Regions from separate parts of the Mus musculus genome. Here regions 2, 3 and 4 are each linked to region 1. The links are chromatin loops, found by intact Hi-C in ENCODE. Cell type or tissue: left cerebral cortex. All regions are shown on one strand. Region 1 holds the start of Gm40703 (a long non-coding RNA gene). Region 2 overlaps Col18a1 (collagen, type XVIII, alpha 1). Region 3 overlaps Pcbp3 (poly(rC) binding protein 3). Region 4 has its middle 4.6 kb from the start of Gm35837.

Evidence for each region. A loop is a pair of places that touch in the nucleus more often than their neighbours do. Peaks named below come from ENCODE experiments on the same cell type or tissue, not always from the same donor. Only the 100,000 strongest peaks of a DNase experiment are listed, where the experiment ranks them.
Region 2: it touches region 1 in a loop (9-fold over the local background); 18 of 42 quality-filtered maps call a loop at or near these places.
Region 3: it touches region 1 in a loop (9-fold over the local background); 14 of 42 quality-filtered maps call a loop at or near these places.
Region 4: a loop joins it to region 1, with 2.1 times the contacts of the local background. A loop is called at or near these places in 8 of 42 quality-filtered maps.

Annotation. Positions count from the first base shown.
Region 1 is chr10:77,249,341-77,257,340 of GRCm38, reverse strand. Gm40703 (a long non-coding RNA gene) reads left to right here and starts at 4,117. Exons shown (of 2, transcript XR_871845.2): 1 at 4,117-5,553; 2 at 5,728-6,485. In left cerebral cortex, CTCF peaks have their summits at 4,313 (motif pointing right) and 5,972; DNase peaks (open chromatin) are centred at 4,320, 5,357 and 6,010; H3K4me3 peaks cover 683 bases.
Region 2 is chr10:77,079,342-77,087,341 of GRCm38, reverse strand. It overlaps Col18a1 (collagen, type XVIII, alpha 1), which reads left to right. Exons shown (of 42, transcript NM_009929.3): 6 at 1,946-2,075; 7 at 6,117-6,193; 8 at 6,478-6,663. Among named protein-coding and RNA genes, the nearest start is that of Slc19a1, 50 kb to the right of the region's middle. In left cerebral cortex, a CTCF peak has its summit at 4,619 (motif pointing left); DNase peaks (open chromatin) are centred at 4,208 and 4,625.
Region 3 is chr10:76,831,881-76,839,880 of GRCm38, reverse strand. The region is part of intron 2 of Pcbp3 (poly(rC) binding protein 3); the gene reads left to right. Among named protein-coding and RNA genes, the nearest start is that of Col6a1, 110 kb to the right of the region's middle. In left cerebral cortex, a CTCF peak has its summit at 4,017 (motif pointing left); a DNase peak (open chromatin) is centred at 3,983.
Region 4 is chr10:77,197,746-77,205,745 of GRCm38, reverse strand. No RefSeq gene overlaps it. Among named protein-coding and RNA genes, the nearest start is that of Gm35837, 4.6 kb to the left of the region's middle. In left cerebral cortex, no CTCF peak of the experiment used is centred here; a DNase peak (open chromatin) is centred at 3,558.

The sequences.
Region 1 (8,000 bases):
AGGGTGGGGCGTGGGGTGCTGTTGACTTTATGTGGGACAAGTTTCTTTCAGTGTTTTGGACTGTGACTTGAATCCAAGCTGGCAGAGAAAGCTGCAGCTCTCCTGCCCAGATTGGTCAAATCGTCTGAGTCAGGACACAGGGAGAAGGAGGTGCCCGGAGCCTTACAGCTTCTCGTGCAACTGAGACTACACCATCAGTCTAGTCAGCTATCCCATCCTTGCGTTTACCTAGGAAACATAGACCGGTGTGAAAGGACATGAGCAGCCTCCCCAGCTACCGGGAGCTCCTGGCTCAGAATGTGTTGAAAAGCAGTGGTAGATGTGGCTTATGCTCGCTTCACTAGATGTCTGGCACTAGATACCTGGCACTTTCCAGCATGGCCCTTAACACTGCTGGGCTGCTGGAGGCTAGCTCTAGGACTGCAGGCTGTACCTCCTGTTAGCATACTGTCTAAACACCCTACAGTTACCTGGCAACAACCAGGTATATTCCTCCCCACAGTTACCTGGCAACAGCCAGGTAGGCCTGACCCTCTATAAAAGGGGCTGTTTGCCCCCTCCTCCCTCTCTTGTTCTCTTGCTCTCCCCCTTTCCCCATTCCCTTCCCCCTTCTCTCCCCATGCTCATAGCCACTCTTTTCTCTCTCTCTCTCTCTCTCCCCCTCCCTCCCTCCCTCCCTCCCTTTCTCTGCCTCTACTACCCCCTTAACTCCCCTCCCCATGCCCTGAATAAACTATTCTATACTAAATGGTCGTGTGGCTGGTCCCTCAGGGGGAAGGGATGCCTCTGCATGGACCCACTGAGACACCCCCTCCCCCCATACCTGACTACACCCCATAGAACATATTCTCCTTCTCTTTGTCTTTTTATAAACACATCACCTCCTGTGTGGATGGGGTGCCTCTTGTTCAACCCTTTAAGAACTATCATTTCTGTCCCAGGCAGGGGTTTGGGGAGCAGGATACTTAAGCACACCTGTGGGACAGTAAGGACTTGGTGCTTTGTTTGGGTCATGCCCACCTCATCTCTTATAATGATGATCTTGGCAGTCTACCATCTTTTCCCAAATATACTGACTGTCCTTATACACAGTTCTCTGAACGACGCACCTAGCAGCCCCAGACTCCGTAAGCATCTGGCTATATATACACACAACCCACTCCGAACAGTGGGATACATTTTTTTTTTCAATGACAATCACGCATCTTTCAACCCCACCCCCAACAGTTTCTTTTTGTGGTGGTTTGAGTGAGAATGGGCCCCATAGGCTCATACAGTGTAATACTTGGTCCACAGTTGGTAGAACTGTGAAGGACTGGGAGGTGTGGTCTTGTTGAAGTAGGTGTGTTGCTGGGACAGGCTTTGAGGTTTCAAAAGCCTACACCATTCAAGTTGCCCCTCTCTCTGCCTTGTCTTTGTGGATGAAATGTAAGCTCTCAGCTACTTTCTCCGCATGCCTTCCTGCCTGCTGCCATACCCCCCTGCCTTGATAGTCATGGAGTCTAACCCTGTGAGACCAAAAGCCCCAAACAGACTCTTTCTTTTATAAGTTGCCTTGGTTACGGATCTCAGCAAAAGAAAAATAATGAAGACACTATTTGGATGTATTCCAATGCATATCCTATGAGGCAGTCAAGAGTACCGATTTGGCCTGAACTAGATTTGAACGCATGGGCAAAATTTTGCTTTAAATAATTATTATTTTTACAAACCGATGTGAGCTTTTATTTTGATTCTCAGACTAAGAGGCCAAGAACCTGGAATTACCGAAACCCAGTCATGGGTAACAGATCACTTCAAGGTTCTTCAATCGGGGCCTACTCACTGCAGGGGAGCAACTGATCCTGAGAACAGACACTGCCCTCAGAGCTGAGTTAGGGCTGAGGGGTGCACTTTCCTGCTGCCTGGCACTGGTGGGTTGGAAATGACCCCCATGGAAGCCAATCTCTCTTAAGGAGAGCCACAGAAGTGCCCCAGATCAAAACTTGGAACCTGGCTGACCACAATTGGCAAGCAAGGCAGACTGGGAATGCCTCTGCCTCTAATACTTGGGAATCCTGGCTAACTGGTTCCACCCAAGGACCCATTCCCATGCCTAGTGGAGTCCTTCATCATTATTGTGGGTGGCTCATGAGACCCTCTTCTGAGAGATAGCCATGTATGTGCTGAGAGCCTGGAGGCCATGGGCCCTACCTCACCACCGACAGAGTCCACTCCAAAGTCCTATGATTCTGGGGCAGCTAGCCTGGCCCTGCCTTGCCCAGCCAGGGAGCCTCTGTGCTCCTGCCCCTGTTTCTTCCCAGAACAGGGGGAGCATGTAGAGACTCCCCATGTTGGTATGTGCCTCCATTTCCCCCCTTTCTTTATGATCCCCGGCCTCCCCTGCCCTGGGACTTGTTTATTGAGCTTCCTGGACTATGCCCTTGAGAAATCTCGAGTATTCATTGAGGCAGAAAGCCCAGGTGTTGTAGGGGAAACGGAGGTCCCCTTTTGAGTTCTTCGTCGTGCTAACACAAGTTTTAAAAGAAGCCTGAGACTGATTTTTATTGGGGTTGGAGAAAAATAACAGGGCAGGTAAGCTTAAAGTCTTGGCAGCTTCCCAGAGGAGGGAGATGAAGAAGAGAGAGAGAAAGCCGTGTCTTCTGCACTGGAGGTTTGGCAAGCGCCTACATGCTGGAAAAGAGGGTGGGGGCTTCAAAGAGAGGAAGAAAGGCCAGGGTGTTAGCGAAAGCAGGCTTAGGCTTTTGACTGGAATTTGGAAAAGAGATAAGGGAAAGAAAACACATGCTTAGTACATGAATCTGAGTTCAGAGGTCAGACCCCCATTTCAGACTCTTGTGTCCTAGGGGCTAGAAAGGTGGCTCAGCGGTTAAGACTGCTCTTCCAGAGGTCCTGAGTTCAATCGTCAGCAACCACATGGTGGCTCACAACCATCTGTAATGGGATCTGGTATGTCTGAAGATAGAACAATGTATTCATAGACACAATGAATAAATAATTCTTGAAAGAAAGGAAGGAAGAAAAGAAAGAAGGAAGGAAAGGAAGGAAGGAAAGAAAGAAAGAAAGAAAGAAAGAAAGAAAGAAAGAAAGAAAGAAAGAAAGAAAGAGAAAGAAAGAAAGAAAGAGAAAGAAAGAAAGAGAAAGAAGAAGAAAGAAAGAAAGAAGGAAGGAAGGAAGGAAGGAAAGAAAGAAAGAAAGAAAGAAAGAAAGAAAGAAAGAAAGAAAGAAAGAAAGAAAGAAAGGAAGGAAGAGAAAGAAAGGAAAAAGTACTCCCAATACAGGAAGCAGGCTAGGGAGCTGAGGAAAGACCTGGAAAAGCCTGTGCTCACTAATAGAGCATTTTATTATTTAGTGATTGATGGGGGTGGGGGTGAGCCCAGCCCATTGTGGATGCTTCTCTCCCTGGGCTGGTGGTCCTGGGTTCTATAAGAAAGCAGGCTGAGCAAGTAACAAGGAACAAGCCATTAAGCAGCACTTCACTGGTGTCGCATCAAGTCCTGCCTCCAGGCTCCTGCCCTGCTTGAGTTCCTGCCATGCCTGCCTTCAATGATGAGCAGAGATGGGGAGAGTAAGCCAGTAAACCCTTTCCTTCCCAAATTGCTTTTGTTCACGGTGTTTTATCATAGCAACAGTAGCCAGAAGACAGGCCCATGATTCTTTGTAGGCTCTTTACATAGCGCCTGTCAATCTGTCCATTCGTCTGCATCTCTCCCTTCTCTGGATTTGTCTTTCTCACACATGCTCAGTGGCTTAGATGTAGGCCAGGTGAAGAAGGGCATCCACCGGAACTCTGCAAGCTAGTATTTTCATATGTGAACCTTGATGGCTTATTATCTAATCCTCACCCTCACGTACACAGTGGGAAAACTAGATGTATGTTCTCCACCTAAGCATTCTTGAGGTCTGGGTTCCGTCCCTGGGGCTGCAGAAGACAGGGTGTGATGGAGCACGCTTGTAACCCTAACACATTGGAGCCTGAAGCAGGAGGATCAGAAGTTCAAGGTCACCCTTGGCTATATAATGAGTTACAGGCCAGCCTGGGGATGTGTGAGACCCTGTCTCAAAGCAAAGCAAAGCAAAGCAAAGCAAAGCAAAGCAAAGCAAAGCAAAGCAAAGCAAAGCAAAGCAAAGCAAAGCAAAGCAAAACAAAACAAACAAAACCCACTTAACCACAAAAACCAGGAAAAGCCCCAGGAAGGAGCAGCTGGAAGCTGCCTGCTTCTATCCCTGTCTACAGAGAAGGTAACTTATGGTTGTCTGGGGAGCCGAGAGTGCACTGGAATTCTGCTGTACCTCATGCAACCACAAGAGGGCGAGAGAGAGCCTTTCTCTAGAAGTTCCTGCCGGAGGTGGGAAATACTAGCAGACCTAGCAGACACAATGGGAAGAGTGGGTGGTCAGACCAGGGCTGAGCCCAGAAGTAGACAAAAGGGGTACAGACCACCCGGTCTTGTTCCTAGAGAACTCCTCCAAGATCAGGCTTTGGTCCTCCATGCAGCTGGTGCCTGACAACTGAAGTCACCTACAAAGATAAGGCTAAGATCCTCACTAGAGGAGAGAAAAAGCCCTATTTGATCTCAGCCTAGGTATATCTTGTAGTTCACAGGGCCACACTTAGAAATGTCCAAAGTTTTATACACAGACAGACAGACACACATACACACACACGCGCACTCAAGGCTTTATCTGTCCCCATCAGGTATCAGAAAAATGTCCCATTCCCTTGAGAGAACAGTGTCTTGAGGTGGGAAAGGTCCTGGGCCTGCTGCCCTCAGGAGCAAGGAGGTTCTCCTTTGAAACAGACAGACCCCTGTGGAAGTTGGGGCCCCGTAGTGCAGGGATAGGGATGTGGGAACAAGTCGGGAGAGGCACCGCGAAAGGAGCTGGCTCCCTGCCCTGCTTGGGGACAGCTATGCAGTCATGTGACGAAGTAGAAGCCACATGCATAGACACCCAGCGGGGACTATAGAATGGGCGGAGAGGTATACAGTAGGGGCAAACTGGTAGCCACCATGGGCCAGGGCAGAGGGTGGGAAAGTATCTTAGGAACTGCATGATAGCCCTTGAGACCACACCACAGTTATGAAGTAGGTCAAGAGTTGAACCGCTGCCCATAGAGGCCACCAAAGGGAGCCAGATGGTGGGAGCAATAGGCTGGCCACAGACCAGGAGTCCAGACACTGGGAACTGGTGTCTTGGGGCACAGACATGCACATCCCAGCCCGACTTTTCTATTTACTGAGTCAGTTACCAGGATTCACATGTTGAAGTTTGGGGCTTTTGTGTGGAATTCCACCCTCTCGCTCACCATCATTCCGTGGTAATAAAATCCTGGCTTTGTCCCTGGAAATGTGCAGGGAGGTGACTCGTGTGTGAGTCACCAGCCGGGCAGGGAGTTCCGGTTTTTGTATCTATGGCTAAAGGCCATTCTCCGATGGGTTTCTCAAAGGAGCTTGGGACTGTCTGCAAAGGGAGCCCTCAGAGATGGCGCAGCCTGCTCTACAGCCGAGGAGTGCCCGTGGAACTAAGCCATCAAATGTGACCAGGCATGAGGTTCCGTTGGGAGTGGGGGGAGGGGACTGGCCAAGGTGCAGCATGGAATGTGGATTTGTGCTGCAGGGTAGACCCTGGAGGACTGGACTAATGTGAATAGCTATGCCCGTAGATCCAGGGGTTCCCCTGCACTTGGGGTTACCTCTTATCCTGGGGGTCTCTCCCTCAGCACAGCTGGAGCAAGCCATGGGGACAGCGTTTCCCACGGAGGAAATCTAGCCTTCCCGTGGTGTACTCTCCAGGAGCTGATGCGTGGAGCCCACTTTCCTGGGGAAGATTGGAGTTGCTCAGGGCCGTGAGAATCCACCCCACCGGATCTGGGATCCAAACACGGGCAAATGTCACAACGTGCGCAATTTGCCTTATTTAAACAAGCTGCTCGCTGTGTTTGCAGGACTGGGCTCAAGGACAGTCTTCTTCCCCTCGGTGGCGATGCAGGGAGATGCAGGCAGAGCGGGTGGAGGCCGGGCTTCCTTGGAATGAGGCCCAGTGGACCTTTTCTGATTCATAAGAAACCTCTAGTTTTATTGCAGAATCACAGTTGTACGCAACCTGGACGCTCTGTAGCTGGAGGCTGCAGGTGCTACAAAGGCGGCAGAGCCTTAAGCAGCATTGCTAAGCTCCTCTCTCTCTTTCTGAAAGATCCAGGAGTCGGGGAGGGGACAGACTTTAAAACCTGAAGCCTCCTATCTGAAATCCAAACATTGGCAAACAGGGGAACACAAACATAGGGAGCCGTGCATGTCCCCCTGTCCCCAGAGTTCCGGAGTCAATGCTCAAACCTACGCAGACTGTAGCCAACTCAGAATGCAGGCCTGGCTGGGGACTCAGAAGGACTGGGCTCTGCATCTGTCCAGCTTGGGTCTCAGGGTCATCTAAGTGACAACTTCCCAATTTCATAGAGCTGACCATGAAATAAGACTGTGGATGGAGAGCTGTGGTCTGTAGTCGATGGGCATATGTGGTGGAGTCTTCTGTAGGAGCCACAGGACTGACACAGCAAGTGTTGGCAGTGGTCAGGTGGGGCTCTGGGGGCACCAGTCACAGATGTGAGTTGTCTACCTGGTTTTAAGCTTGTCTGTGGTCTCGAACCCAACAGGGGTTGGCTCAGACACCGCTCTGCTCCACATGATCTGTCTTGATGTTGTCTGCTGATGCTGGAGCAGTGCATGTCTCAGCCAAGGAAAAAGGATGGTCACACCCCTACTGTCCTGGGATCTCATAAACAGTTGCTGGCCTGGGTAGCAGATGCATCCCACCCAGAATCAATCTCTCTCTCTCTCTCTCTCTCTCTCTCTCTCTCTCTCTCTCTCTCTCTGTGTGTGTGTGTGTGTGTGTGTGTGTGTTAGAGATTACAAACAAGAAGCGCCCATGGTCCAGAAGATGCCCTTCATTTACCCTTAGAGCTGTGTGAGGCGAGTTTTATATTCTTCTTTCAAGAACAGCCAGTGCCACATTTATTGGAAAACTTGTTCTTTTTGTTTGTTTCAGACAGTGTCTCATGTACCCCAAGCTGGCCTTCAGCAACTAGTGTAGCTGAGGGTGACCCTGAATTTCTGATCCTCTCGCCTCTGAAATACTGGGATAACAGGGGCACGCCACCATGCCCAGTTTCCATGGTACAGGGGATCGAACCCAGGGCCTTATGCATGCTAGGCGAGTACCCTACCAACTGAGCCTTATCTCTACCCATCCCCTAAAGCACCACTGAAGTGTAACAGTGGAGCTAATAATTGTCTAGGGTTTGGTTCCTCTCTTGAACAAATGGAAAAGACAAGACCCAGCTGCAGAGAAACAGAAAGTAGCCAATTCACAATTAGGGATGGGAAAAGCCTTAGGCTGGACATCCATTCAACAGACCCTGGCTTGGGCCCCCACGTGGAGCCCTGTTGGTCCGGTTTAGATACCCACCCCTATGCCTTCCTAATGGTTTTCTTCTAATTTTTTTTCTTCTAGGAACAAGAAGGGGCCATCTCAGGAAGCCACTTCCACCTTCCTAGTCTGCCCATGTCCCTCTTGACTCCACATGCTCCCTTCAGAGCACAGTTGAGCCCCCTGTGCACTTGGCTCTATGTCTGGCCTCAGACCTCACCCACAAGCCCCTGCAGTCTCCTGCATAGTGATGCAGAGCAGCCATTACAGCGAATCCCTCCCGCTGCCCTTTAAGACTTCTCTGCAAATCTCCCAACTTTTCCCTCCTATGCAAAGTCTAGATTCAGTTGTGGAGTCTTAACAAGGGTTCTATTACTACTTGGTTGACATTTGGGGACAAGTGGGATGTTGGCTTTGAGATGCTACTGGGTCTTGAGAAGTAGCTTCATCTTGCCCCTTACTGTTGAATCTGTTGGCCATTTTGTCCCCATAACATTATTTCCAAGAGTTGGGTACAGCCCATGTAAAACTTCATGGCCTAACACCATGGCCTAACAAAACTCTGACCTCAGCCA
Region 2 (8,000 bases), 170 kb after region 1:
CTGGTTCAGACAGGAGAGGGTACGGTCTGTGCATAGTGTGCACAGGTGTATATATGATACCCCAGCCGTCCTTCTGTCATTCAGGTACATGCCCAGCAGGGACAGTCTGAGGTTGACCTTGTACTCTCTTCTGGCTCTGATGCCGTTTGCCCTGAGCGAGCTCTAAAGAGAACTTTCTCAGCAGAGATGACCCAGCATTTCTGATGCTGCTGTTGGCTGCTATGAGATCATACATAACTGGTTTGTGTCTAACATGAGAACAAGACAAGTGGCCTTGTCGGGAAGTTTCTAGGTAGCTACACTGTATGCTCATTCTAGTCTAGAGTCTAGAGAACCCAGAGGGACTCCAGATATGAAAAGGATGTTTGGGCTGGAGAGATGGCTCAGAGGTTAAGAGCACTGGCTGTTCTTCCAGAGGTCCTGAGTTCAATTCCCAGCAACCACTTGGTAGCTCACAACCATCTATACTCTCTTCTGCCTTGTAGGCATGCATACATGCAGGCAGAATACTGTGTACATAATCAATCAATCAATCAATCAATCAATCATCATCAGTCAGTCAGTCAGTCAGTCAGTCAATCAATCAGTCTTTGGGGACTGGAAAAATGGCTCAGTGGGTTAAGAGCACTGACTACTCTTTCAGAGGTCCTGAGTTCAATTCCCAGCAACCACATGGTGGCTCACAACCCTCTATAATAGGAATCTGATGCCCTCTTCTGGTGTGTCTGAAGACAGCTACAGTGTACTCACATATATAAATATAAATAAATCTGAAAAGAAAAGAAAAGAAGAGAAAAGAAAAGAAGAGAAAAGAAAAGAATGTTTGAGTGAACCTTCTGAGCCCCTCTGTGTCCCCAGCATCTACGATTCAGAGTCTGTCTTTAAGGTGGACCTGGGGTATCAGCATCAGGGAGACTACAAGATGCTGAGTGGCTCAAGGGTGGGGAGTGGTCCCTACCACCACACCCGGAAGAGGTGTTGAGGACTGCTTGATATGTGTACACACGGGTAGGGACAGGCAGGCCCTAGGGGCAGTGGACACAGCCATCTTGGACTGCATTCTGTAGCCCAACAGAGTTCCAGGACATGACCCAGTGGGCTGATGGACTGGTTATGTTCCCATTCAAGGCCCAGTAGCCTCTGCATCCCTTGATGGCCACAAGTTGTCACAGGCAACTGTGAGGGGCTTGGCCAATCTGAGAGTCCATGTGGACGCTTCCCCTTGCGGGAATTAAAGCTGTGGGCCTCTGGTGTCCCATTCCCACCCAAGTCTGTGATGCTTGTGGAGTGACTTGTCATTACCACAAGAGTGTCTGTGGGAGGCCTTGTTCAGGCCCCACAGCACTACTTTAGCCAGGGTACTCCCCAGGGCCCATCTACCCGGACTACACAGTCACTGATAGAAAGTCCTCAGGGATAGAGGCCATGTTGATGTGGAGTACCAGGTCCCCCTGGCCGAGTGTTCTTTGAAACTGGGCATGTGGCAGAGGGTCTGCAGGGTAGACCAGCCTCCTCTGTGTGAACTGTAAGAAGTCAGTACTAGGCCAGTGCTTAGACTCGGGCTGATGGGGAAGTCTCAGAGAGAACACGCCTGCTCCGTACAGCCTTCGGTGACACCAGAGGACCTCACCTGAGCCATCCCGGGTGCTATCCAGCCACAGGAAGTCTCTGGACTAAACAAGTCTTTGTCCTTGGTCCTCTGGCAGTTGAGGACTCTGGCAGTTGAGGTATATGACACCAGCCTCCAGGCTACTGAAAACCTGTAGCACATACGTCTGAAGAAATGGATTCTAATGACTGATGGTTGTTCTTATCTTCCCAAGAAGTCCGCAAAGTCTTTCATAAGCTGTAAACCCCAAAGCCAGCCAGGATGGCCAGCTCATACATGCACGGGACAGCTGTACTGCCGAACAACAGAGCCAGGTGTCCTGTTTGCCTCTTGCAGGATACATCTCTACTACCTGGGCTCCCTCAGCCACCTCCTGTCACTTCCCCACCCCTGGCTGGAGGCAGCACCACAGAAGATCCTAGAACAGAAGAAACGGAGGAAGACGCCGCGGTAGATTCTATAGGAGGTAAAAATTTTCTGGATATGCTGTGTGTGTGTAGTGTGTCCATATGTGCGTGTGTATGTATGCATGTGTGTGTGTGTGTGTGTGTGTGCAGTGTATGCATGCTTGCATGTGTGTGCACGCACACACAGTGTGTAGTGTGTGTGTATGCATGTCTGTGTATATGCGTTCGTCTTGTAGTGTGTGTGGACATGTGCACATGTATGCATGTGTGCATAAGTGTGCATGCATGTGTGTGTGTGTGTGTGTGCACATGTATGCATGTGTGCATAAGTGTGCATGCATGTTTGTGTGTCTAGTGTGTGTGCACATGTATTCATGTGCATGTATATGCATGTGTGTGTGCCTGTGTGTTGGATGAGAGTTATTTCAGAGCCAGAAGTGTCCTCATCTGAAGCTTTTCTGCCTTCTAAGAAGGTCCTGTTCAGGCAGGATCCTGGCTGGGTCCCAGGAGAGTTCTGAATCAGGCAGCTGTGACACATCCTTTGTCAGAGATCTTGGCCTGTATTGCCTTTGTCTGTCATGTCTAAGAACCTTCCCAGAGATGCTATCTCCTGGTTCAGGACCATCAGTTTGCTAGTCGAGTGTGAACTAATCCAAGGGAGGGATGATGTAAGGGAAAATATGTTCTTAGCCCAGACTGTGCCATGGGTCAGCATATAGGGTTGGACATGTCTCCTGTAGAAGCCACTGTCTGGGAGAAGTGCACAGGGCCCCTGGCCTGCAGGAGACAGAGATGGATGCCTGAGGCATGCCAAATGTGAATTGTGTGTGTGCTGGGATAGTCTCTGTATTGCCGCATAACAGCAAGTGCTGGGTAACAGCGTAACGTCACAGCTCTATGGGATTGAAGTACAGTGGAGCCCATGAATGGGCCTCTGGGAGTCCCCAGGGCTTCCAATACTCTGGAGAGAACACGCTATGGCTCCTCCTGATGCTATCAGGGCTCAAGGACTCCAAGATCTGAGTTACAGGGTCTAGATTTCCATGGGTCACCAGCTCTGGCTACCTTCCTTTGTTACTCCACAAGGCAAGCAAGGCTGAGAAGTACTGGTTTTCCTGGCTCATGGGTGGAGTCTTACATCCTACCTGTGCTGTGTGGGCCCATGGGACTGGAGGTGAGCTCTGCCTTCACTCCCATCTTCCTGTGTCCTGGGATCCCAGAGAAGACAAGAGAACATGACCCCTACTCTGCCAGGTTTCCCTGGACACCCACTCCTCTGGCTTCTGTCACCACAGACAGTTGGCTTTTCCCAGAACTGCACATGTGTTTGTTGTATGGGGGGCTATGGGGACACAGTAAATAGTATCTGGGCTTGCTTGGCACTGCGTCCCTTTTATAAAAAGCTTCTGCTTGATAGCCAGTTGGTTGTTGACCTACCATCCAAAGTATGGACAGACTACATGTATTTGCCCATTTACCTAGTTAGTGATGGGCATATGCACTTTGTCCAGTTTGAGGAGATTGCAGAGAAAGTTATTCTGGGGTTTCTGTCTCATCAGGAGGTTTGTCTCTTTGCCACCCACCCCAGTGTGTGTGTGTGTGTGTCTCTGCACCTCATCTTTGATGGTCTTTAGATATCACTGTGTCTGCCATTGATGGGAGGTGGCTTGCCTTGTGCTCCTTCCCTCTCCCCCCCTTATTAATCCCTTCCTATCCTACTGTCTGGGGATGTGAGTGTGTTATGTGTGTGTATATATATATATATATATATATATATGTGTGTGTATATATATATATATGTATATATACATATATATATGTATATATATGTATGTATATATATATATAATCTAAATATAGATATAATATCTACATTTATATAGAGTTATCTCTTTGCATATGTGTATGTGTGAGTGTGTGTGTGTCAAGCTGGTCTTGAACCTGTGACCCTCCTGTCTCAGCCAGCTTCATTTTCTTAACAGCATCTTTAGAAAAGAAAAACATTCAGATTTTTTGCTTGAAAATCAAAGACCTCAATCCTATTTTTAATTCTTTAAAAAACTGTTTCCCCACTTGGCTCTGTCACTGTTTTCCCTGCTGAGCTGACTCTGAGATGTGGAAAGTCATCCTCCCCGACTCGAGTCTATTTCGGGCTCTATTCTGTGCTTTGGGACTCCATGCAGGTCCTTCTGTGCCATCCCCATCTGTCTCTCAACTGTGACTCTTGGCTCTTCTCTCTGCCTGTCTTGATCCTGTCCTCATCAGGTGGCTCAGCCCTCCAGTCTGCTCTTCGCCTTGCAGTTACAGGGGGTTCTTGCATGGTCACCTAAATTGTGGACTGTGCTTGTTCCCTTTCATGCATCCACAGCGAAGAAAAAGAAAAAGAAAACCTGCCAGAGTTTTGATGGGGATAGGTTTGGCAGTCTTGTCGTCTTGGTAGTGACTCTTGAGACCCATTATTGCCTTTTGTTTGGGTCTTGTTTGATCTCTCTTAGCAATGTTTGTATAGTTTTAAATACCCTAGAGGCACTCACTGCTTTCTGGTTTGCTGAACCTGACATTCTAGGAAAGCCTTGCAGCCTCAGCAGGGAGAGCCCATGCTGCCCTCTTGTGGTCAGACTTGGTAACTGTCTCCTGCAGTTGGGGCAGTTTGACTATGGTGAATGGAGGTTGCAGGTGTGGCGTGCACGTGTGTGTGCGGGTTTTTTTTTTGTGTGTGTGTGTGTGGTCAGTCATCTTGATCAGGTGTCTGGCTTACTCCTCACTAAAGAAATGTGCCAATGACAGGGTGTGGGCAAGACCATCAGCATGCCCCTCCCCCAGGACCCCAAGAATGAGTAAGGGCTGCCCCCCCCCCCCCCCAGCACTCTGTTTGTGTGACTCATAGGTTTGGCCACTCTCATTTGCCACTGCAGACTCTCAATCCTGCCAGGCAGTGAGCTCAGCCAGGAATAGCTCTGTGAGCATCAGTTCTAACCCAAGATGGGGGCTCTGTGACCTAGCCAAGGTCCACTAGATGCTTCTAAATAGTGCTCAAGAATTAGAGCTTTCTCTTGGTCCCCAAAAGAAAATATACCTTGTCGGCAAGGTATATTTTCACTGTCTGCCACTGGTGAGAAGCTGTCAGTAGCCACCTCCAGGTGTCACCTCACAAACCTCTTATTGATCACAAGGGGATGGCACCCCAAACACGCAGGAAGGACCTATCATGTGGTTCCAGATGTGCTCCTGAGCCATAGCTGATACCCAAGATTTGGGGGAGGCAGAGGGAAGAATTGGAAGTGTTTCTTGTATGTATATATCTGTAAAAACCATTCTCACCTCAAAGGCTGCCTGAAACCAGGCAGCAGGCCCACTGGGCCAAACTTTGGCTCCAGGAGCGCTTGTGAGTTGAACACATGTGAATGACATGAAGCCAACACAAAAGAGATCCTGGGTTGGAGTCTTCCTGGTTCCTGTTCCCAGAGAAGAAGCCAGGGGAGAACTTGGTGTGGGCCACTTATCAGGTCAAACTCCTTTGTCAAGCCTGGGCTCCCTGGATATGGCTGTCTTGTGAGGGTCAGTATTCAAGACAGAGATCTGGACAAGTTCCACAAATGTCCAGACAGTTCTGCAGCAGGGGAAATGATGTGAGTGTATGCCTGTGTGTGTGTGTGTGTGTGTGTGTGTGTACACATGCCTTTATGTGTCAGAGGCAAGTGTGGATGATGGGGTCTCAGCGAGCCTCTGGGGCTCATTCCTCAGAATTTCTGCTGGTTTTCTGCTCTTGCATGGTTGGTGGAAGAGGGTTTTGATGGTGGAGTGTTCAAACCAACCCAGGACTCTTCTTGGGCATTTCAGTTGTCTCTGAACTTGCTCTAAATGGCTGTGAGTCTGTGTTGACTCATTTTCCTCTCCTGTTGCCAGTGCTAGGTGGCCATTCCCTTTCACCATTCCCGGGGCCCCTGCCCTCGGGGCTTTTGGTGGGTGGAAAGACAGGTGGCCATTCCCATAGCCTGGGTCCCCTGGGCTATGGATGAGTGGGAAAACAGAGCTTAAGAGTGAGACTGAGAGCCTGGGGCTGTGGGAAGCTTGACCGGACCTTCTCTCCCTCTTCCTAGCTGAGACCCTTCCTGGCACAGGTTCAAGCGGTGCATGGGATGAGGCTATCCAGAACCCCGGAAGGGGCTTGATAAAGGTGAGGCCACCTCCCTATGTATGACCTTGTCACAGAGCACCTTAGGATCCTCGGAATCTTCCATGTGTCTCACTGAGTTTACCAAAGCCCTCAGACCCATACTCCCTCTTCCAGCCCTCTGCTCTGTGTTCTGCACACTCTGCCCTTGCAAATCTCTCTCCTTGAACCCTCCCTCCATACCCTGCTGAACTGCTTTCTTAGATTTAGTGCCCAGAGAATGTAGCAGTGGTGCGAGGTGGGTTGGTATGTAGCTTGCAGCAGCCAATGTCCTCTCTTGTCCCTAGGGAGGTATGAAAGGACAAAAGGGAGAACCAGGTGCCCAGGGCCCACCTGGCCCAGCTGGGCCCCAGGGTCCTGCCGGTCCAGTGGTCCAGAGCCCCAACTCACAACCTGTCCCTGGAGCACAAGGACCCCCGGGACCTCAGGGGCCACCAGGGAAGGATGGCACTCCAGGAAGGGATGGTGAACCGGTAAGTACTGGTCTCTCCTTGAGATCTGGGCAGGAGCTGAAGTCCCTGACTGGGGCTGGTGGAAGAGTTGATTGGAATCAGAGGAATAGCATCTTTGGATCGTGGGGCTCCATCATCCCTCCTGATGTGCATGGAACTAGAAGGGGATTAGAGCATGGAGGCCAGGCATGCCCAAGGCAGCCCTGGACCTAATCTCTGTTGCAGAAATGCTGTCTGTTGTGGGTCTTGGTCTGTCAGAGATTCACCGTGACCATGAATGAATTTCAATAAGAAGCGGCTTCATTAAATACTGGTGCCAGATACCCATGACACTGGGACTGTAGAGGAGGGCCCTCCCTAGAGGTGTCATATAGTTATAGCAGTCCGAGGCTTATAAAGTAAGAAACCACAGGATTACATGGATTCTGTGCACTTGAAGTCAGAGTCTGATTTTTTTTGTTTTGTTTTATTTTTTGTTTTGTTTGTTTGTTTGTTTGTTTGTTTTCGAGACAGGGTTTCTCTGTATAGCCCTGGCTGTCCTGGAACTCACTTTGTAGACCAGGGTGACCTTGAACTCAGAAATCCGCCTGCCTCTGCCTCCTGAGTGCTGGGATTAAAGGCGTGTGCCACCACTTCCTGCTGAATCTAATTTTTAACATATATATCTGTAGGTGTCCTAGTCATTGATTAGGGTAAGCAAGTTGGATTACAAAGGCAGAAATAGCAGTAAGCCTTTTAATGATCTATTATCTTACTAGAACAGCAAATTTTATAAGAATCGGTCATTTTAAAAATATTCTTGGGCTGGAGAGATGGCTCAGTGGTTGAGAGCACTGACTGCTCTTCCAAAGGTCCTGAGTTCAAGTCCCAGCAACCACATGGTGGCTCCCAACCATCTGTAGTGGGATCTGATGCCTTCTTCTTCTGAAGACAGCTATAGTGTACTCATATACATAAAATGAATAAATGGATTAAAAAAAAAGAATAGCCTTTAGTCCACTGGTGCTGGCAATATACCTTTAATCCCAGCACTCAGGAGGCAGAGGCAGACATATCTGTGTGAGTTCCAGGCTAACCTGGTCTACACAGCTAGTTCCAAAATAGCCAGGGCTACATAAAGAAACCCTGCTTCAAAAAGACAAAACCAAAAAGAATACTCTTCAACATCTGGGGCAGGAAGCGAGTTGTTAGGGGCTTATGCATTAGAGGCATTTTTGCTTTCTGGACTCTCAAGCACTGTGAGTTTAAACTTTAAATGGAGTGTTAGTCATTACGCTGTCAGGAGCAAACCGCTGTCCAGGTTCTCAGCTTTACACAACAGGGGCTCAGAGAACGGGTTGTTTCTGTGTCTAGTCTTC
Region 3 (8,000 bases), 420 kb after region 1:
AGGACCCCCCAATACTTAAGCAAACACACACACATGCATACACTACACACAAAATCTATATGTGGCCAACTGTTAGAAAAAACTGATAACTGAATCAAAGAAAAATTAACTACATGGAAAGATATTCCATATTCAAGGATTGGATTCAATATTGTGATAATGTCACTTTGTCATGACTTGATGTAGAGTCACCCCAATAAAATAAATATGTTTAGTAGTTCTATTTTGGACACTGACAAAGTGGTTCTGAAGTTTATTTAGGGAAAGAACTGACCCAGAGCAGTCCAGTGGAGGAAAGAGGAACACAGCAAAATGATGTTACTGACTTCAAAACATTCTCTAAAACGTGATGACAGAGCTCAGCAGAAAGAGATCACCACCAGGGTCAATGGAGAGATCGCCCACCCCCAGGCTCAACAGAGGTCGCTACCAAGCCTGATGACCAGAGTTCAATCACCAGGACCCACATGGAGAGAGGAGAGATGTAATTCCCACAAGTTTTCTGACCTATGCATATGTGCCTTGATATGAGTGTGTACACATTTCCACACTCGTGTGTGTGCACACACACTAATCAATAAATGGAATTAAAGACTTTAAACTACAGTAATGATGATAATAATTGTGTTGGTAAAAGAATAGACAAGTTCATAACTGAGAAGATCTCAGCAGTAAGTCACATGGATATAGTCAGCTGATCTTTGGTGCACTTAGGCAAGACAGCAGCTGGGAAACTCTGGCATCTACAGGCCCCTCCGTCCAAAAGACAGCAACTCAAAATGGACCTAATGTAAAACACAAAACTAAACTGGAACATATAGGAGAAAATCAAGATGGCTTTTAGTTTTCCTGAGAGGATGTTAAAGTATCAATTTATGGGGGGAAAGAAGTGGTTAATTTTGGTAGAAGTTTTCTGCTTTATAGAATATGATTCTGTTAGGAGAGTGAAAAACTGAGCCCCGGACTGAAATATTTATAAAAAAATGGCTGTTACAGGACTATGACGGAAAACACAGGGAAAACTTCTTCAATTCAGTTACTGCACCAGAAAGGATACTTATGTAGCCAATATATGAAAGAGATTTCCCACATTATATCTCATTAGGGAAATTAAATTAAATTAAAATGAGATATCACTACACAGCTACCAGAATAGCCAAAGTACATAACATTGACAATATCACACATTGGCAGAAGTATGGAGCACTGAGAATTCATATTCATTCATTCATTCATTCATTCATTCATTCATTCTCTCTTCCTCTCTCTCTCCTTCCCCATCCTTCTTCCTGTCTCCCTTCCTCTGTTCTCCACAGTGAGAAACAAAATTTCATAGTCATTTATGAAGGAAGACTTTATTATTTGTCACTTATGAAGAAGAGTTTCTTGCAAATGGCAATTGTATTTTACAACGCTACCATTAGGCTCCTGGATATCAACCCAAATGAGCTAAGTTATGCCCGTCTAGAAGTCTGTACATGAGCTAAGCTATGCCCGTCCAGAAGTCTGTACATGAGCTAAGTTATGCCCGTCCAGAAATCTGTACATGAGCTAAGGTATGCCCATCCAGAAGTCTGCACATGAGCTAAGCTATGCCCGTCCAGAAGTCTGTACATGGATGTGCAGCAGCCTCACTCATAACGGCCAAAAGTGTAAATGCAACAAGAGTGAATTCAATGAGTGAAGCCATAGGGAACTATGGTACATTCAGACGATATGGTTCGTTTTTCAGTGTTAGAGAGAACTGAGCTGCCAATCATTCAAAGACATGAAGAAATCATACTTAGTACCGAGTGAAAGAATATGCCAAGAACTGTATGATCCAACCGCGTGCTGTTTTAGAAAAAGCACAGCTACAGACACAGAACAAATGTGAGTGATTGCCAAGAGGTTGAGGTTGGGAAGGATGCGTGCGCAGATTACGGAGATGTTTTTAGTGCCGTGAAATTAGTCTATGTGGTACTGCAATCGTGGGTACACATCATTATACCTTCTCCCGAAGTTGAATAATATACAACAGGCATAAATCCTGATGGAGAATGTATTTCCAAAGGGAACGATATATCATAGTTGGTGATAGCAAGGGTCCTCTGGTGGGAGGTGTTGATAATGGAGGGGCTGTGAGTGTATAAGAGGATACATGGGTACCAGTCTCTTGTGAGGCCAAAACTAATCTTTGAAAGTCTGTTAAAGACAGCGAGTGGTGGTGGCGCACAACTTTAATCTCAGCACTCAGGAGGCAGTGGCAGGTGGATCTCTGAGTTTGAAGCTAGCCTGCTCTACAGAGCGAGTTCCTGGGGAGCCAGAACTACACAGAGAAAATCTGTCTCAGAAAGGAAGAGAGGGAGGGAGGGAGGGAGGGAGGGAGGGAGGGAGGGAGGGAGGGAGGGAGGGAGGGAGGAGAAAAAGAGACGGGGGAGTCTATCAGAAATTAACAAAAGCAGCTGGGCAGTGGTGGTACACACCATTAATCCCAGCACTTGGGAGGCAGAGGCAGGCAGATTTCTGAGTTCAAGGACAGCCTGGTCTACAAAGTGAGTTCCAGGACAGCCTGGGCTACACAGAGAAACCCTGTCTCGGAAAAAAAAAAAAAACAAAAAACAAACAACAACAACAAAATTAACAAAAGCAATCATATTTCCTGAACACTGTACTGGGACAGCAAGGAGGGCTCCCTTATCTCCGAGGGAGGCCATGATTTTGTTAGTTTTCCCACGAAGAGAGACTGTTCTGGATGTTGTTCACTGGTGAGGCCAAGAGGCTGACCCATGCATGCACTTTCTCACCCGTACTGACACAGCAGAGACTGCATCTGGCTCAGTGCTTCCAATGGCACCGGCACTTGGATGTTGGCTGGGTGGATGGGTGTGTCATTGACCTGTCCATCCATTTACAGTAGAAATAGCGTGGGCTTGTCAAGGGGTTAAGTTCCCTTGTCTCTGTGACTTTAAGTCCCCAACGGCAGGCTGACGCTGCGGTTCTTCCAGGGGCTATTTGTCTGGAGTGGGTGTGGTCCTCAGAGATCCTACCTGACCTTTCCTGTCCAAGACCAAGGAAGAAACCAAAGTGCGTGGTTCTGGTGCCTGGCAAGTGTCTCCACCCCAGTGTTATGATTATTTGTGGGTGGAAATGTCCAGCTGTTACATGACAGCACCATGGCCTTGTGAAGCAGCCTGGGGCAAGAGTTCCACTGGTCACATCAGTTGGGGTTCATGATCGTGTTTAGGTCCCCTGAAATGGGCGTCTAGCAGTCGCTGCAGACCAACATTGACTGCTTTCTGCTTTCTGCTTTAGGCCCCTTTAGGCAAGGACTGAGAGAATGTTCCTTACACATTGTAAGATCTTCTTCCATGGAACCCAGAATCCCTCTCAGTTCCCCTTTCAATTGTGGGCTTTGCTCAGCAAGCATCTTGGACCTACAGCCTGAACCATACATTTCCAGCAGTCATTGTCATAAATGTCTAAGCCTTGAGGGTACCACGGCCACAGGGACAACATACCCTGCTGACCCAGGCAGGGCTGACTATCAGAAAACTGTACCCACTATTCCACATTCCATTTTGCCACTTCGGTCTTTGATGCTTTGGAACCCCACCCCCACCCAAATAGCAAGACTGGGCCTTGGTGCTGCCTACAGTGAAAGTGAATGGTGTCACAGAAAGGCGTCATTGATCCGGGAAAGTGGTAACAGGCCATGGGCACTGACTGAAGTCACGCAAACACTGTGACACCTTGTTGAGATGAATTAGGCCAGCACACACTTTCTAGACTAGCCTGGAAGGAAACAGTTTCAGTTCTGTAGCGTGGTTCACTTCTGCCCTGGGAGCTAGAAATAGCTGTGGGCGATAAAGTATGGGAATGTGGGTGATTCCTGTTCACATTAGAATTATAGAGGCAGGTGCTGTGAGGGCTCAGTGCTGGGCTGTAGCCAAAGCCCAGGGCATAGTTTTGACTTTGAGGAAAGGGAGATTGCTGTGCGTGAGCAGGCCATGGTGCTCTGCTGCCACCTAGTGGCACTGATTCCACATACGCAATGACTCCTGGTATTTTTATAGTTTGCGCTTCATCAGCAAGGGTTATGAGCATGTGTTTCTGGAGTTGTTAAGTATGGAAGTCCTGCTGACCACAGCACCCAGACTACAGTAGCCAGCCTTCTTTGGGGAGGCTGGGGCTGCATCTGGGGTTAGCACCCTCACGTGCAGGGCACAGATCGGGCCTACGGCTGTGAGCTGTGTAGAGAGCCCTTAGTATATTTCATCCATCAGCTCATGGTCAGAGCTAGCATGCCTGAAGCTACATCTCTGCCGGCTTGAGTTTTTCATGTTTCTGAGGTAGAATTGCTTCTTCAGTGTGTGCTTCGTTAGTTGTGTCCCTGAACAGGCTTCCTCCTCTCTTTGCTGCGCTCTAAGCTAGACCTCGTCCCTGGAGTAAGCAAGAGGAAAGTTTGCTCAGTTAAAGTTCGTTCCTTGGATGGCTTCTGCTGGAAATCATCGTCTGTTGTAAAAGGACCAGTCATTATTCATAGCTCATAGGACGCAGCTCTTGAAATTCTCCTACCAAGGCTGGCTCACAAAGACCCTCATGGCCACATGGCCCAGGCTCATCATTGGTCCCTGGTCTCACACATGCTGGGGTCTGCAGCCCTGTGCTTGCTGCCCTTTTCTGAGTCCCCTCAGGACTCATTACTGCCAGCAGGTACCCCCATAACCACACAAGCACTTCTACTCCCTGAGCATCTCGTCCTGTTGAGACTCCCACCCAGGCATGGCTGGGAAAATCCAGAGGTAGTGGGTAAAGCCAGCTGGTTGCTGGTTCCCTTATAATGGAAGAGCCCCTCCGTGAACTGGGATGGGAAGGGCTTCATCATTAGACTGTATGGCCAAGTTGTGTTGATTCCAAATGTGCCATGCGTGGTAGGCAGATCCAAGGAATATGGCTGCCTGTGCTTATTTGGCCCCACCTTTTCTTCCAGCCTGTGGGTAGACTCTGGGGCAAGGGGACATGGGATGAGGTTGTGGATCTTCATATTCTATTCTGAGATGGAAAACATTTCGGGGTTCCTAGGGAGAAAGAAGGCCACACATATCTTTGCTCAGAGCTTGTGAGTTGTGCCTAATTTACCACCTCAGCTTCTGGCCAGCCATGACCTTCCTACCATAGCTCTCGCCCCGTGAGCCCCTTTCTCACCAGCCTGTCCACATTTCCTCCACACTTGAGATTATCTCTGGGCTTTTTGCAGTATACAGTCAAACCTGGCATGCTGAAAGCATCAGATAGTTTGCTAGACATTCATAGTAAGCAGCCAGGCCACCTGAAGCTACATGTGCGTCTTACAGTGCTTCCTCACTAAAAACCCATGTACGAAAAGAAACTCCAGAAAATTCTTGTTGCTTTGGTGCCTGCTGATGACCCTCTCTGCCAGCTCAGATGCCCTAGGCCTTTGCAGTGTGAAATTCACCCTCCTGCCTGTCCTAGAAGCTGCTCTGTTTGCCACACATAACAAAGGGGAAGCCTGCTTTAACTTTCTGCAAACTGGAAGGTGGTGGTCCAGACCCTGTTTCACCAGGTTATGGTAACTGGCAACAGCTTTAGCTCTTGCCTGCCAACCTTACAGCCACAGCCCAGTGCCCTGCCCGCATCTTTGGACCCCAGTGTTTCAAGAGATTTTCTCAAAGAATGTGAGCCAGTAGCTGCAGGTACCATCCTGAGCCCTGGGCAACAGGAGGCTACCTTCACCTGATGTTTCCAGGGCCCCCACGGAGGTCCTATGACCTGTATCCTGATTTAGATGAGGTCTGTGCTGAGACAGTGACCACTCCGTCACACCCATAGCCGCAGCACAGCAGCATCTGAGCAGATGCACACCCCGGGCTGCACATCTGGGCCCTGCAGGCCTAAGTATCATGCGTGCTGACTCCTTAGAGGAGTTCTGGCTCCCTTCTCTGCCTCTAGAGCCCCTCTCTAGAAAGCTCTTGAACACACAGCTTGACAGAAGCCTCTGATGGCACCAAGCCGTATTGGTATACTATATATAAAGACAGAAGCTGAACTTATGAACAGTAAGCTCATTTACAGGGAGACAGGAGTCCTAAGTGAGTCTTAGAGAATATGATGCTGGAAAGGCTGCACCATGGTGTGTGTGTGTGTGCGTGTGTGTAATGTATAAAACTTGTATATATGCATGTATATGCATGCATGAATGTATGTATGTTCATGTGTTCTCCACCTATCCTTTAAATGGACTTTTAATGATTGAGGAGCTATTCTCTGAACAGTTTCCCGAGTTAGAGGAGCAGGCCATCCTGGGACAGCCAAAAGGCTTGCTCAGTTTGTCCCTCTCTGCCCAAACCGTGAAATAGCGGACTCTTCTCTAATAAAGTACTTGTCTTTTGTTATTTATGGAAGACATACTCTTAATGAGAGAGAATCCTTACCAGTAAGTAGTTGGGGAATTAATCAAGATAATGGCATCAGCTAACATGATGCTGAACATAATTCAGAATTAGGCTTTTTCCCCAATGGGAGAGGAATCAAAGGAATGGACTCAGCCTCTGCTTTGTTCCTGTTATATACAAATAAGCAGCCCTCACCTTCTCCCCTCTCCTGGCCCAGGCAGCTCCCCAGCTCAGCAGCAGCCTCTCTATAGTACCCCAGTGCAGGCATCCCTACCCAGCCTCTGCAGCAGCAGCAGCTGTTTTCCTCTGGAGTCCATCCTGCTCTCCTTGATGTCCATCCTTCCTGGCCCCATTTTAAAAAAAGGTCTTCTGAAGGCTTTGTAGCAAGGCTGGTCTAATGACCTAACCCTGGCTCACCAAGGCTGTGGCCATGTCCCAAGGCTTGCCAAATTGACTGTTTAGAAACCCAGCCTCATGAGTCCTTGCCCAGTATAATAATTCCAGCATTCCTGGGGGCCTTCACAGGCACTATGACAGAATGATGGTACCAAGGGTGTGCTCACTGCAGCCCTCTGGTCTCATCCTATTGGTATCCACGTCATAGCTCCTAGATACTTTTGGTGCCTGATGTTTGTTTGGCCCTGCAAACCCTACCATGGACCCCAGTCACACAGCTAAAAGAACTATGGTGAGGTGTAAGCTCCACTTTCCTGATGAGGAAGGATGCAGGTTACCCCCTCCCATCTGTGTTTCCTGTCCTCAAGTCTGTGGCCCTCAAGGCTACAGAGAACAGAGTTCTCTGCAGAGATAAGGGGAAAGTTGCAAACTCTTTGAGAGGTTTTATTTTCTATTTTAACAAATTTGTCAACACTGTCAAGTTTCACTGTGTAGTTATTACCCATTTATAAAAGTGACTCTGTGTACGTGAGAGAAATTACACGCACACGCACACCCACACACACACACACATTCATGTGTACATGATAGGATTAGTCATTGAAAGCCTTCCTCAAATTGGCATAGAAGTAGCAGAATTTTCTAAAGACTATCACAGTTTTGTTTTGTTTTTTTACCCTGAGTACTTTGTTATACAGGCTTTTTTAAAAGCATCATGCTAAGAGGAAGCCAACCTTAAATTTTGCAACCATACTATGTTCCAAGGTGGGCCACGGTTCTGAGATTCTCTTCAGTGACAGGCCATTGAGCAAGGGCATCCAGCAGCAGGAGAAGAAACTAATGTGACCAAATTGATCTTCACTAAAACAGCCACTTGGTGCTCATGTGGGCAGTCTTGCAGGCCACCTCAGATGCTAGCCTCCCAACGTGTGGTGCACTAAGAGACTGTCTCTATCCAGCAAGTGGAGACAAAATGCCAAGCCATGGCCAGCAAGGCAGCCACCCCCACCACTTATGCCCCTTGAGGAAGGATACCAAATGATTAGGAATTTTTCTTTGTTAGTGTGTAACATTTTTCTTTATTGTCCGTTACTGTTTTGTACTTTTCTGCAAAAGATACAAACATTAATTTTAAAGCTGAATGAAAGTAGGGCTTTGTACAGTGAAGCAAGCAAAGATCGAGCTGATGGCCTGTGTAATGGCCAAGCA
Region 4 (8,000 bases), 52 kb after region 1:
AGAAAGAGAGAGAGAGGGAGAGGAAGAGAAAGAGAGAGAGAGGCAGAGAGAGACAGAAAGTCAGAGAGAGATGGAGAGAAACAAACAGACAGACACAGACACAGACAAAGACAAAGGGTGGGGAGAGACCACAGAAAGAGACAGAGAGGTGGAAAGGAACATACACACACAAAGAGAGAGAGAGAGAGAGAGGGAGAGAGAGAGAGAGAGAGAGAGAGAGAGAGAGAGAGAGAGAGAGAGAGGACAAAAGAGAATTAGAACCTCCTCAGACACCTTGGGTCACTTGTTTGTGTCCAATAGCATGTGGAGATGTTACCATACTGCTACACAGGCATTTTTCTGCTTGGCTGCTAAGCCCAGGCCACTTTGAGACATTCAGGGCCCACCCTCTTGTTCTGTGTCAAGGTGTTTACAGTCAGCGTGACTGACGCGGCCGTGAATGATCCTGCTGTCGGTCAGCAGCGTGCAAGGGCCCCAGGTCCTTACGTCTTTTTAACACTTGGAATCAGGATTTTCCCTTTAGCCTTGCTGCCAGCAGATACCTTGTGGTTTAATTTGTATTTTGGGGGTTGCTGAGGATGGAGGGATCAGTAAGCTTGAGCCTTTCTAGGGTCCTGACAAGCTAAGCCTGCATCTTGGGTCTGTACGTTACTGATGGAACAATCTCCGTGCATTTTACACAAAGCATCTGTCTGTTCTGGGAATGGCCTGCACCCCATCTCTCCGGGTTTTCATCTTCTTGTTAGAGACCTCTAGTGACAAAAGCTATTATCTTTCCCCCTGGGATTCTGGGATGGAACCCAAGGGGTCACGCACACTAGTCCCACACACTGAGCCGCCTCTCCCCAGGTCCTTGTATTTCACATGGTCTGATGTGCACTGCTCCAGGTCTGATGAGGAGGTCGTGCTTATACCTCTCGTTTGTCTCATTAAAAAATTGTTTACATTTGCAGGGTGGGAAGCAGAACCCGGATGGAGCAGGGGGGTGGGGGGTGGGAGGACAGGAGCAAGCGGGAGAAGGGAAGGGGGAAAATTGTTTACGTTCATGTATTGTGTATGTAGGTGTGTACATGCACATGTGCACATGCCATGACACACACGTGGAGGTCTGATAAGTTCAGGAGTCTGTTCTCTCTGCTGTGTGGGTCTGCGGATTGCACAGGTTCCTCTGTCCACTGAACATCAGGCTAGTTCCTCTGTTACATTGTAAACTTTTTTTATTAGGTATTTTCCTCGTTTACATTTTCAATGCTATCCCAAAAGTCCCCCATACCCACCCCCCCAATCCCCTACCCACCCACTCCCCCTTTTTGGCCCTGGGGTTCCCCTGTACTGGGGCATATAAAGTTTGCAAGTCCATTGGGCCTCTCTTTGCAGTGATGGCTGACTAGGCCATCTTTTGATACATACATTGTAAACTTTTTGTTTCACCCTTTGCCTTCAGAGTGGTCCAGCTGGAAAAGCAGGTAATGTTCAGGTTCATAGTCTCCCTACAGATGTTCAATATTCTTACCACCCCTTCAGCCAACTGGCCACTGTGATGGCTTACACGTTGCCTAGCAACCGCAACACACACACACACACACACACACACACACACACATATACACACAGAGCATCAGGCACACCTTTACATCCCTGCCATTTCCTCCTTTCTGAATGTTGGCGTTCACTTTTGTTTCCTGTTTGAAACTCCAGCCGTCAATCTTTGATGTATACTGTTATCATTTGTCTGATGTAATTCCCAGCATTGGCAACTGCTGGTTTCTTGTCTCCCAGTTCTCCTTCCTTTCTTGTATGATCCTCTTTAAAGTTTTTTTTTTCCAACTTTGTCATTATTCCACATTCCCACACAGTTTGCTTGCTAACTGCCTCTCATTGTTCTATTAACAGTTGCTTAGACATGACAGGCTTCCCTTGACTTTTAAGAGGCTAACTTTTAAGAATTACTACTTTCTTGTCTGACAATGCCAGGAACTTTGCATTCTAATCTGTTCCTGTTGTGGGTAGAACGATAGATGCCCTATGCCCTCATTCTGATCCTCGATGCCTACAAAGTTTACCCAGGACCCACCCAAACCCATGAGCTTTGAAGGCAACATGCTGGCTAGTTTTATGTCTACTTGAGTCATCTGATAGGAGGGGACCTCAGTTAAGAAAATGCCCCATAAGATCCATCTGTAAGGCATTTTCTTAATTAGTGATTGATGGTGGAGGGCCCAGCCCATTGTGGGTGGTACCATCCTGGGCTGGTAGTCCTGGGTTCTATAAGAAAGCAAGCTGAGCAAGCCAGGGGAAGTAAGTCAGTAAGCAGCACCCCTCCATGGCCTCTGCATCAGCTCCTGCCTCCAGGTTCCTGCCCTGCTTGAGTTCCTGCCCTGACTTCTTCAATAATGAACTATGATCTGGAAGTGTAAGCCGTATAAGCCCTTTCCTCCCCTACTTGCTTTTAGGTCACAGTGTTTCATCACAGCAACAGAAACTGAGAAAGAGAATCTTAATGACAATAAAATTTGAATTACTACATTAAAAGGGGTAAAGCCCTAGTCTATTCTAGAGCTGGAGAGATGGCTCAGTGGTTAAGAGCTATGACTGCTCTTCCAGAGGTCCTGAGTTCAATTCCCAGCAACCACAAGGTGGCTCACAACCATCTGTAATGGGATCTGATGCCCTCTTCTGGTGTGTCTGAAGAGAATGACGGTGTATTCACATACTCAAAGTAAATAAGTTTTTTTTAAGTCTACTCTGTTCGATCACTATTGTAGTGAAGACCCATGGGTGAGTGCTTAGGTTAGTGGGTAGAACTTTCCAAGAAAGGCAGGATATTTGCCTGGCTTCAGTATTAATAGTATTTCCTACCAAATTTTTAGCATTCTTCCCCTTAATGTGGATGTGACCTAATGACCCACTTCCCATCAGCAGAATGAGAAGAGAAACAGTGACTTGTGCAGGAGAAACTGGGAGGATGCCACCTCACCCAAGAGGGCCAAGACCAGTGTTCCAATAATAATTCACGGTGACCTCTGCACCATGTCCAGTGTGATGGGAAAGACACTTACCTCTTCAAGTTCATACCCGAGTCTAACCCTGAGAGGCACTGACAGCCTACTTGGGCTTTCAGGAGTCTGCCCAGAGAGAGCTCTTCAAGAATATCAAGGTCATAGACCTTGCAGAGACCAAGAAACTGTCCCAGGCTTGAGGAATTGAGGGACTCTTGAGAAATACAACCAGGTACCTTGGAGTGGAGGATACTGGTAAAGGACTGGGGGGTTCCAACCGTGTCATTTGATCATTAGTTTGTACCAAATGTAACTTTTCCGTTTGGGGATGCCACAGAGGGAACCTAGTGAAGACTACATGGTAACTCCTGAGTAAACATGTAACATAAACAGTTGAGTTAAACTATTTAAAATCTTACGAAAATCTATGTGGAACTTTCTGTACTTTCTCCAGATCTGGTTTTGCCATCTTGTGAAAGCTAGCTATGAGTCCCACCTCCTTTGGAAGCAGCTGTCCATTCCTGCTGGAGGCTCCGTCTGTGGTAGCCAGCTCGGGATGTGTGACACATCCTTATGTTTGTTGGGGGTCTTGTCTGGGCTTGTTCACATTCAGAGCGGGTTAGCTGGTGACTCACAGGGCTGCACACACAGGCTTCTCCTCCTCCCTCAGACTAGCCTGGGCATGGTCTGATGGCAGAGGTCTGGGAGGGAACAACTTAGCTGCTGGTCTTTCTCAAATCCTGGAGGTTCTACCTGACATCATTTCAACAAAGAGAGTTGCAAGGCTTGGCTGGCGTGAATGAGAGGAATTGAGTCTCCCGCTGAGATTAGATTGGGGTAGTGAGCCTCCGACTACACACTCAGCTTGCTATTGAGGACTGACTGGCCTGTGTGTTACCACCTACTGCAGGTCAGGCATCAGAAATCACATAGCAGAGGCTTGCTGCTCTCATGGGAATAGGATTACTTTGGTTCTTTAGCACCAGAGAACCTCCTTTCAAAGTGAGGTTTAATAAGCATTCCACTTAACAGGGAGGCTAGGGTCCAGTCTTATCCTTTCTCACAGACATTGACAGCAGAAGCTCTGGGGGTTCCCCTTATGAAGGAACCGCCCCCTGGCTGTTTGTGAGGGTTTGGGCTGCTGAGAATTTCACCTGATGGTCAGAATCCAAGGTTTGAGAGTGATGGCTGCCTACAAACCCCTCCAGGTCCATATTCCTTGTCCCACAGAACCTAGACTGGTCCACGGGGATGGTTTTGCTGTGGACATTCCCCACGGGCATCTCTTTAAAGGATGAAGGGCTAAGGGGGAGAAGCCATTCCAGAGTAACAAGATGCTCATGTCGAAGTCAGAGAAGCCTTTTGATTCAGTAGGTAACCAGGGAAGGGCCCAGGTTCGCCCCAGGCAAGGGTATTGCTGCCCCTCTTCCCCAGAAGGTCCCCTGGATTAAGCCATTATCCTCCTGGTGAGGCTCCCTCATCAGGCTCCACCCCCTTCAGCAGGCAGTCCTTGGTAAAGCATCCATCCTCCTGCTGAGAAGCCAAGGCTAGCTCCCTGCCCTCTTGCTGAGGGTCTCCTGCTGGGACTCTCCTCTCAGTTGGGTTCCCTTTCTGGCTGCCCCACCACTAGTGGATTAGGTCCAGCCACTTGAAGTAGAAAGGGGACTCAGAGGGCTGCTGTGGGGAAATTTAAAGGCCTCTTCTCACCCTACAGACTGCCATGAATCCTTGGGTCTTCCCAGAGTAGAAAGAGGTAGGTGTTACCCATGAGTGCCCACACAGCTCCAGGCAGGCACTCTGCTACAAAGAGCAGACAGAATGATGCCTGTGGGTCCATCTCTTTCCCCATCAGGGACTGATTTACTCTCTACTCCTCCACTCCCTCCTTCACCTCCTGTCTGTATGCCCTCCTCCCGCCATGTTGTCTCGCCTGCTTGCAGAGTCCACACTGGACGATCTCAACAGCAGCTTTTTTTCTTTCCCATTGTTTTTCCATCCTCAAGCTGCAAACTGGAAGGAAAGAAAGAAAGAGAGAAAGGAAATCACTTTAGCAGACTTCCCAACGGCAGGCGTGGCTCTGAGCCCTGGCTCAGCCTTAAACATCAGCAACTCTCATGATCTTCGAGGACCTGGTACCATTAGTGAGTCTCTTGGCTTCTGTTCCCTTCCCTAGAGGCAAACTTGACTTTTACAAAAAGCAGTTTCGATGCTTTTGAATCACTGGGTAACAGCAGAAGGCCAAGAAGTGCCGGCTGTTGGCCTGAGAAGGTCTGGGGATCACATGAGGCTCGGGAGCACTCAGCCCTGACAGGGCAGATGCTGGTGTGGTCACTGTATGCTTCCTTCAAGACAAAGAAGTGGCTGGGGATGCCACACGTCTGTCAAGCATGGGTGTGCATGCGAGGTAGGTAAGTGTGCATTGTGTGTGTATGTGTGAGGTTAAGCGTATGTGGTGTGGGTAGGTATGAGGTATTCGTAGAAGGGACATGGGTAGGTATGTATGAGGTCTGTATGTGTGTGTGCACGCGAGTGTGTGATGTGAGGGCCGAGAAAGGTGTATATTTGAAGTGTATGTGATATATGTGTGAGGTGTGAGGTAGGCAGGTGTGAGACATGTGTATAAGAGGTAAGTATGTATCTGAGAGAGGTGTATATGAAGTAGGTGTGTGACATATGTGGTGTATGTGAAGTAGGCATGTGTGAGATATGTATGTGAAGTGGGTATGTGTGTTAGGTGTATTGTGAAGTGGTTATGAATTCAAGGTGTGTGTATGAGGTAGGTGTGTGTGTGTGTTACGTATGTATGAGGTTGGTGTGTAAAATGAGGTTGTGTGGGACACAGGTGTCCCTGTGCACATCTGTCACCTGCAGAAGGAACAGGCGCATCCTTGTGCTGTGCTGTCTGCTGCTAGGAAGGCCACCCTGGGGGCCCACGGCGGATTTGATGAGCTCAGCACTCATGGCTACTTCTCACACACAACGTTGGTACAGGGGTCCTAGTGTCTGACCAGGGCTATGCTTGGGAGCTTGTTTTGAGACAGTCACTTTGAGACCAGGCGTACTAAGTATGACATTCAAGGTCACAGGGCTGGGCAAAGGTGTACTCTTTGGAGCCATGAGGCTGGTTAGAGCTGTCCAGGAAGTGCCAGACTAGACAGCATGGAGGGCTCTGAGTGGGGATGGAGACAGTGGTGCCATTCACTGACTGGACTGAAGGGGAGGGCACCCTGGTGACTGCGTGGGAGGATGGGGGCAGGGGTGGTGGCTGAGTCAATGCAGACTGGACAAACTGTATTGACTGGGTAGGAAGTGGGCTAGCCTGCTGACTGATTGTTAAGCAGATGTACCCAGTTGACAGACAGGAAGGGAGTGGAAGGTGCTGGGTTGATTGACTGGGAGGAAGGGAGAACTCATTGTTGACTGACAGGCTAGGAGTACAGGACACTTGGTTGTCAGACAGGATGAGCACCCCATTAATTGAAAACGCCCTGAGTACATGCAGGCTTTTGTCCTGAGGCCTCCCAACCATGTAAGATAACAAGCTACAGGATTCCAGGTTGCTGAGAGGAAACTGAGCCTCGTGGGCACAGGAGGAGGCAGGTCTACCATTCTGTGAACACCAGGGCACAGCATCCTTGTGTGACTGTTCCCACTACTGGGAAAGCAATGATCCCTGCTATAGGAAGGAGCTTACTGAAGGACCTCCTCCACCACACGTTCCCGTTCCCCAGTCACACTCCCACAGTCCACTGCTCCGAGGAGCCCAACTTCCCTGTCCTTTGCTTAGAGCTTCCATGCCATTCATCCCTTTGTATTAAGATGGCCTGTAGGTCCCAGGATCTGGATTTCTTTGGGTTTTTCCACTTTCTGTCTGGAAAGCATCCAAGTACATAGAATTCAAATGAAATTTGTATGCCCTTCTTCCCGTCAATCTGCCTTTTGTGAGTTTAATTTTTGGACCTTGGTAATAGACTATAAAAGTGTAGTGGAGCCGGGCAGGGCAGTGGTGGCACATGCCTTTAATTCCAGCACTTGAGAGGCAGAGGCAGGCGAATCTCTGAGTTCGAGGGCCAGCCTGGTCTACAGAGTGAGTTCCAGGACAGCCAGGGCTACACAGAGAAACCCTGTCCTGAAAAACAACAACAACACCAACAAAAATAAAACATAAAAGTGAAGGGGCAACAACAGTCTTCTGCACACAAGGATCCTAGAGAGCTGTGGTGGGGAGGAAAGCCCACCTTACCCCTCCCTGTGCTGTGTCCCTGGATTGGCCGATGCCCCAGATACATTGGGAGAAGTCAGTATGACAGTCTTGGGTTGTTTTGTTTTGTTTTGTTGAGACCTGGTTTCCCTGTGTAGCCCTGACTATCCCGGAACTCACTTTGTAGACCAGGCTGGTCTTGAACTCACAGAGCTCTGTCTGCCTCTGCCTCTCAAATGCTGGGATTAAAGGCGTGCGCCACACTGCCTGGCTTGTTTTGCTTTGTTTGTTTGTTTGTTTAAGCATGGATAAAACATATGGTACTTGCTTTGTCCAGAGCCCTGCCTTGGAACTAAGAGTGGAGAATCAGACCCCGGACCCCACATCACTAAGTCTCCTGGCTCAGAGAAAAAAAACTCAAACTCACGGGGATGTTTTGGTTTTCCAGGGATCCACAGTGAGCCAGAGTTCTGTGACTTCTTAGGTAGTTGTTAGCTCTACCGTGGGACCTTCCTCTGGGGAGAGTAAAGGCCACTTCCTCCTGTCTGTCACTGCTATTTGGGTTTATTATTGTAGTCTCCTCAGACATGTGTTGGAGCCGGTATTTATTTGTTGAAGGAAAGAAAATGTTAAAACATTTGCTTTGTTACAAAATAAAAGCCACATTTCAAGGAGGCCCCCCAGTGTCTGTGCAGAGCTGAAGCGATGAAGCAGCCCCCACCCCACCCCACACACACCCCCTCCCCTCGAGGACCTAGAGCTCTAGAGGAAGCCTCCAAGTTATTATTCTTCCCTCAGTT